Linked DNA regions of Homo sapiens: region 1 is linked to region 2. Evidence: read pairs that join two places in POLR2A ChIA-PET (ENCODE). Cell type or tissue: A673. All regions are shown on one strand.

Region 1 (2,500 bases), 1.0 Mb before region 2:
AGTCCCGCAGGTTCATTCCTCTTGTCATTTCATTTAAAATATAGACCTCGAAAAGTGTACCCTTGGCTATTTTCAAGTTTTAATCTCCATTGACAGAACCATTAAAGTGTCTGTCCCCAATGTCAGAGCTTTTAAATGCTCCTTTCCCTTTCATGATATGCAAGTTTGGGCGCCGGAATCCCTGTTTGCTGGACCCAGGTGCTGCCTTGTCAGTAATAAGTTTGTATTTTTGTTAGGAGGGCCAGAGAATAAGTCTTTAATTGAGGGTAAGTTTAAGGGAAGTGGTAAGCTTTTTTTTTTTTTTTAGATGGAGTCTTACTCTGTCACCCAGGCTGGAGTGCCGTGGCGTGATCTCGGCTCACTGCAACCTCCGCCTTCCGGGTTCAAGCAATTCTCCTGCCTCAGCCTCCCGAGTAGCTGGGATTACAGGCGGGCACCAACACGCCTGGCTAATTTTTGTATTTTTAGTAGAGACAGGTTTCACCATGTTGGCCAGGCTAGTCTAGAACGCCTGGCCTCAGGTGATCTGCCCGCCTCGACCTCCCAAAGTGCTGGGATTACAGGCGCGAGCCACTGTGCCTTTCCGGGAAGTGGTAAGCTTTTAATGTGTCTACAGAAAGTATATTGGGATGCAGGATGGTGGACTTACTAATGAGGATAAGCAAGGCAATGTTGCAACAAACAACAGTACCCAAATCCCCTTGGCTTAAAACAACAAAACACACTCTATATATCTCACATGAGTTGTTAGGGAGGCCCAGTTTATTTTAACTTCTCAGAGATCTAAAGGAACAGAAGCTCCACCATCTTTCAGTATCTGCATCTCAATACATGCTCCCATGATCACCATGGCATGGCAAGAGACCATAGAGAATCATATACCAGCTTTTAAATAATTATACTGAAACAACACATGTCACTTCCTCAGATTTCCTTGGCCAAGCAAGATCTTATGTCCATACATAACTTCAAGGATGGGGAATTGTAAACCTTTTGTGGGATGGGAAGAGGAGGGGAATCTAGAATGTTGGTGACTGCTGAGTATGTCTCCCATAGTTGAGTTTTAGTTACAGAAAGGAAAGAATTGACATGAAAAGCAACTTCACTAATATGATGGTTCTCTCTTTGGCACGGTGGATCTCGGCAACTTGTTGGGCTTCTAAGTGGATGGATTAAAGAGAAGCATCATTTGAGGCTGGCTTTTTTTTTTTTTTTTTGCCACCAGTCTCTTTATAATCTTATTTTTGTCTGCGTGAAGGTATTAGCATACATTTTCTGGGCTTCCAGCCAGATGAGTCATTTTCTTTGCCTATTTTCCTGTCTCCATGGTGCCCTGCTGTTTGTCAGAACCAAACAATGGTCCCAGCCAAAAACTGTGCTGGGGGTCCTAAATCCACCTAGCTTAGTGCCCAGATACCCCTCCTGCTCTCTGGATGGAGCTCACCCTCAATCAGCTCCCCGGCAGGACCAGGCGCCATGCATAGACAATGCCACTTGGCATCTGATAAGTAACATTTGGTAGCAAGCCCGAATCAACTTTTCATCATCCTAGACAAGAGATGCATTTGGGACTCTTCAGTCTCCCCTGAAGCCCTCAGGCAGGCTTCTGTCATGGCTGTTTGGGATTATGATAACAGTGCTGGGAGGTCCCCACCTGCACCTCAGGCCAGACTGGAGAGGGCGAGAAAGCAAAATTAAAATGTCAGATTCCTACTGGGGATTAGGAGGCACTCAACTCTAGCCAAGTTTTTTTCTCCCTGAAGAAGGGGAAAAAAAGAAAATAGAAAACCCAACCCCAATTCTCCCATCCTCCTCCACAGTCCATAAAATTATAAGTTAAGGGATAAAAAGAAGAGACATAATTCAGCAAACCAGTGAGGAACACTTTGCCTGAACTGATACATTTTTCTATCAGTTTGAGGCCAGCAAAGCAAAAGAATTTCTGTTCACACCTCTGGTGTGAACAAGGGCTGTTTCCAGGAGAGAGATACCTCTAAAATAGGGAAATAGAAGAAATTGCAGTCTGTCAATTATTCACAGTTTAGTCTAACAACTATCTAAAATGTAGCCAGAGACAGTGTGGGGAGCAGATTTTAAAAAGGGCTCCCAATGGTCCCCACTTCCTGGTATCTGTGCCCTTGTGTGATCCCTTCTCGTTGAATGTGGGCTAGACCTAGGGACTTGCTTCAAACAAATAGAATATGGGAAAAATGATGGGGTGCTACTTTCGAAATTAGGGTAGAAAAAAGACTGATGTAATGTCTTATTCTCCCCATCACCGGCTTGCTCTGGGGGAGCCAGATGCCAAGTGCTGAGCTCCCCATGGGGTGAGAATCAAGGGAGGCCTCCAGCCAACAGCCACAAAGAACCAAAGGCCTCAGGTCCGCTGTCTTGAGGAACTAAATCCTGCCAAAGACCACTTGAATAAGTTCAAAAGCAGGTCCTCCAGCCCCAGGTGAGTCTTAGGATGAAACCACAGCCCCAGCTGATACTGTTTGCA
Region 2 (2,500 bases):
GCTTGAACGCAGGAAGCGAAAGTTGCAATGAGCCCAGATCGGGCCACTGCACTCCAGCCTGGGCAGCAGAGTGAGACTCTGGAGGAAAAAAAAAAAATGGTGGCTGTGGCTGCTCTGCAGGGAATGTCTATAATGGGGGTAAAAGTGGAAGTGGGTGACGTGGGGAGTTAGCTGTTGCATTGGTCCAGAGAGAAAGGACGGTGGCTTGGACTGGGTGGAAGCATTGGGAGCGATACATAGTGGTTGGATTCATCTCCAAGGTGTTCCCTCTATGGGACTTTAAAACATCTTAACCTTCAAAATCATCAAGCATTGATTGAGGTCCACAAGATATCCACCCCTGGGGTGACACATTCTAATGTATTTTTGCTTTACAGATGAATGAAATCGAAGTATGTCCAGAATGTTATCTAGCTGCTTGCCAAAAACGAGATAACTGGTTTTGTGAGCCTTGTGTAAGTTGGATTTACTTTGCTTATTTCATTTACTGAACCCTGTGCCTTGGATGACTACCCTGAGACAGCTTTTTCCAGGTGGCTTATTAGATGAAACTTTGGATGGAGTTTTAAGATAATTTTTTGCTGATAAAATTATGGCAGAAGGAAAGTAATCCAGGTAGGATAAACCTCTTAGGCTGAAAGTTCATGTGCCAGAGATAGCATCATGGCTTCCTGGGTTGATTAGCCTGGGCAGACTGCAAGGTGCAGCATAAAAGAGAGCTCATCAGAGATGTGGGATGCAGCAAAGCTTTTCAGATAATAAGATGAGCTTAAATCAGTGTGGATTTACAAATCATGTTGGTTCTATTTTAAGAGGTTTGAAAATACTTCCCTGGATTAACTCCATAGTCCCTCCAAAACATGATTCTTGGGGGAAATAAAGTCACCCTAGTTTCCCTGTGGATCTGCCTTCTCCAAGCTGGGGTTCTGCAGAGAGAAGTACATTGTTGGGCTGCACTGGTGTGTGTGTTGGGGGTGGGGTTGGTGGGTTGGAGTGGGTTTGGAGGCAAGATTAGGCAAGGAAAGTTGAGAAAATATACTTTGCATCTCTTCGTGCTTTTGGAGATTAACACCGGAATAGCTAAGCCTTCAATAAAGAATAAAGGTAGCAAAATACTGCCCCTTATTAGATGCTAGGTATGATGCACATTTAATCCAAAAACAGAAGGTATTGGTGTCATTGTCTCTGTGTATGTTGCACAGAAAGGTGAAATGTCTTGCTCGTGCCTGCCCAGATAATAATGGTACAGCTAGAATCCAACCCTGGTTTTCTCATCTTTCTTTTTTTTGTTTTTTTTTTTTTGAGATGGAGTTTCGATCTGTCGCCCTGGCTGGAGTGCAGTGGCGTGATTTGACTCACTGCAACCTCCACCTCCTGCGTTCAAGTGATTCTCCTGCCTCAGCCTCTTGAGTAACTGGGACTACAGGCGTGTGCCACCACGCCTGGTTAATGTTTCTGTTTTTAGTAGAGATGGGATTTCACCATGTTGGCCAGGCTGGTCTCGAACTCCTGACCTCAGGTGATCCACCCGCATTGGCTTTCCAAAGTGCTGGGATTACAGGCGTGAGCCACCATGCCTGGACTTCATTCAGCTTTTGATTTCACCATTTAACTCCATTTGCAGTTTTGTCCAGGTGTCTTGGCCACATACCTTTTAGGGAATACCACACAGGCCGACCCTGCTTGAAACTCTTTTTCCACTCATGGCCTGTGTCCCACAGTCCTGCTTCATCCTCACATACCAAACTTTAGTGAGTATCTTGCTGTCAAATATGTACAAACTCTGGATCTTGTTTTTCTTTTCCTAGAGCAATCCACATCCTTTGGTCTGGGCCAAACTGAAGGGGTTTCCATTCTGGCCTGCAAAAGCTCTAAGGGATAAAGACGGGCAGGTCGATGCCCGATTCTTTGGACAACATGACAGGTGGGAGTTAATAACAGGCTTGGAACATGTAGCTTTCACTGAACTTTGATACTGTTATGAGATAAGAAAAGAAGTGGAGGCTGCAGCTATTATTCTCATTATTGTCATGATACCAACCATTGATCTTGTTGTTGAAATAAATTTCCTGTGGTATGTTAAGCTTGGTAATGGCGTGGGCTACAGTTTTCTCAGGTGTGTTAGAAAATCATCTTACTTTACTGGGTCTGTTGATGAAACCAACATTGGAATGGGTTCTGTGGCTGTTTGAAGTGCTGCTGTTCTTTTTTGTTTTGGTTTGATTTTTTGGGAGGGGGTTTCTGAAGTAAATTAAACCTCCATGGAAACTGCTTTCCAAATCATTCTTTCAAAGAATAGAAGTAGTTTCCTAGATTGCCAGTAAATGAATCTCTTATCATCATGCTGAGTAGTTCTCTCCTGTTCCCTTTTCTCTGAAGCTACAGTGGGAAGTTATAAGGGGTTGCTGTTTTGACAGGTGTGAGCCCTCCCTCCCAGCCTTCCTGCCCTCCCCTTTCCCTCCGTACACGGCAGAGTGAATTATTCCAGCTAATAGCAGTT

Evidence for each region. ChIA-PET counts read pairs that join two places held together with the same protein. Peaks named below come from ENCODE experiments on the same cell type or tissue, not always from the same donor. Only the 100,000 strongest peaks of a DNase experiment are listed, where the experiment ranks them.
Region 1: POLR2A ChIA-PET joins it to region 2 with 7 read pairs; 2 of 35 experiments call an interaction of 5 or more read pairs at or near these places.

What each region holds. Positions count from the first base shown.
Region 1 is chr20:48,298,075-48,300,574 of GRCh38, reverse strand. No RefSeq gene overlaps it. Among named protein-coding and RNA genes, the nearest start is that of LINC00494, 61 kb to the left of the region's middle. In A673, no CTCF peak of the experiment used is centred here; a DNase peak (open chromatin) is centred at 1,304.
Region 2 is chr20:47,281,526-47,284,025 of GRCh38, reverse strand. ZMYND8 (zinc finger MYND-type containing 8) reads left to right here. Exons shown (of 23, transcript NM_001281775.3): 9 at 378-455; 10 at 1,809-1,924. Among named protein-coding and RNA genes, the nearest start is that of ZMYND8, 74 kb to the left of the region's middle. RefSeq lists a silencer at 2,267-2,500. In A673, no CTCF peak of the experiment used is centred here; no DNase peak of the experiment used is centred here.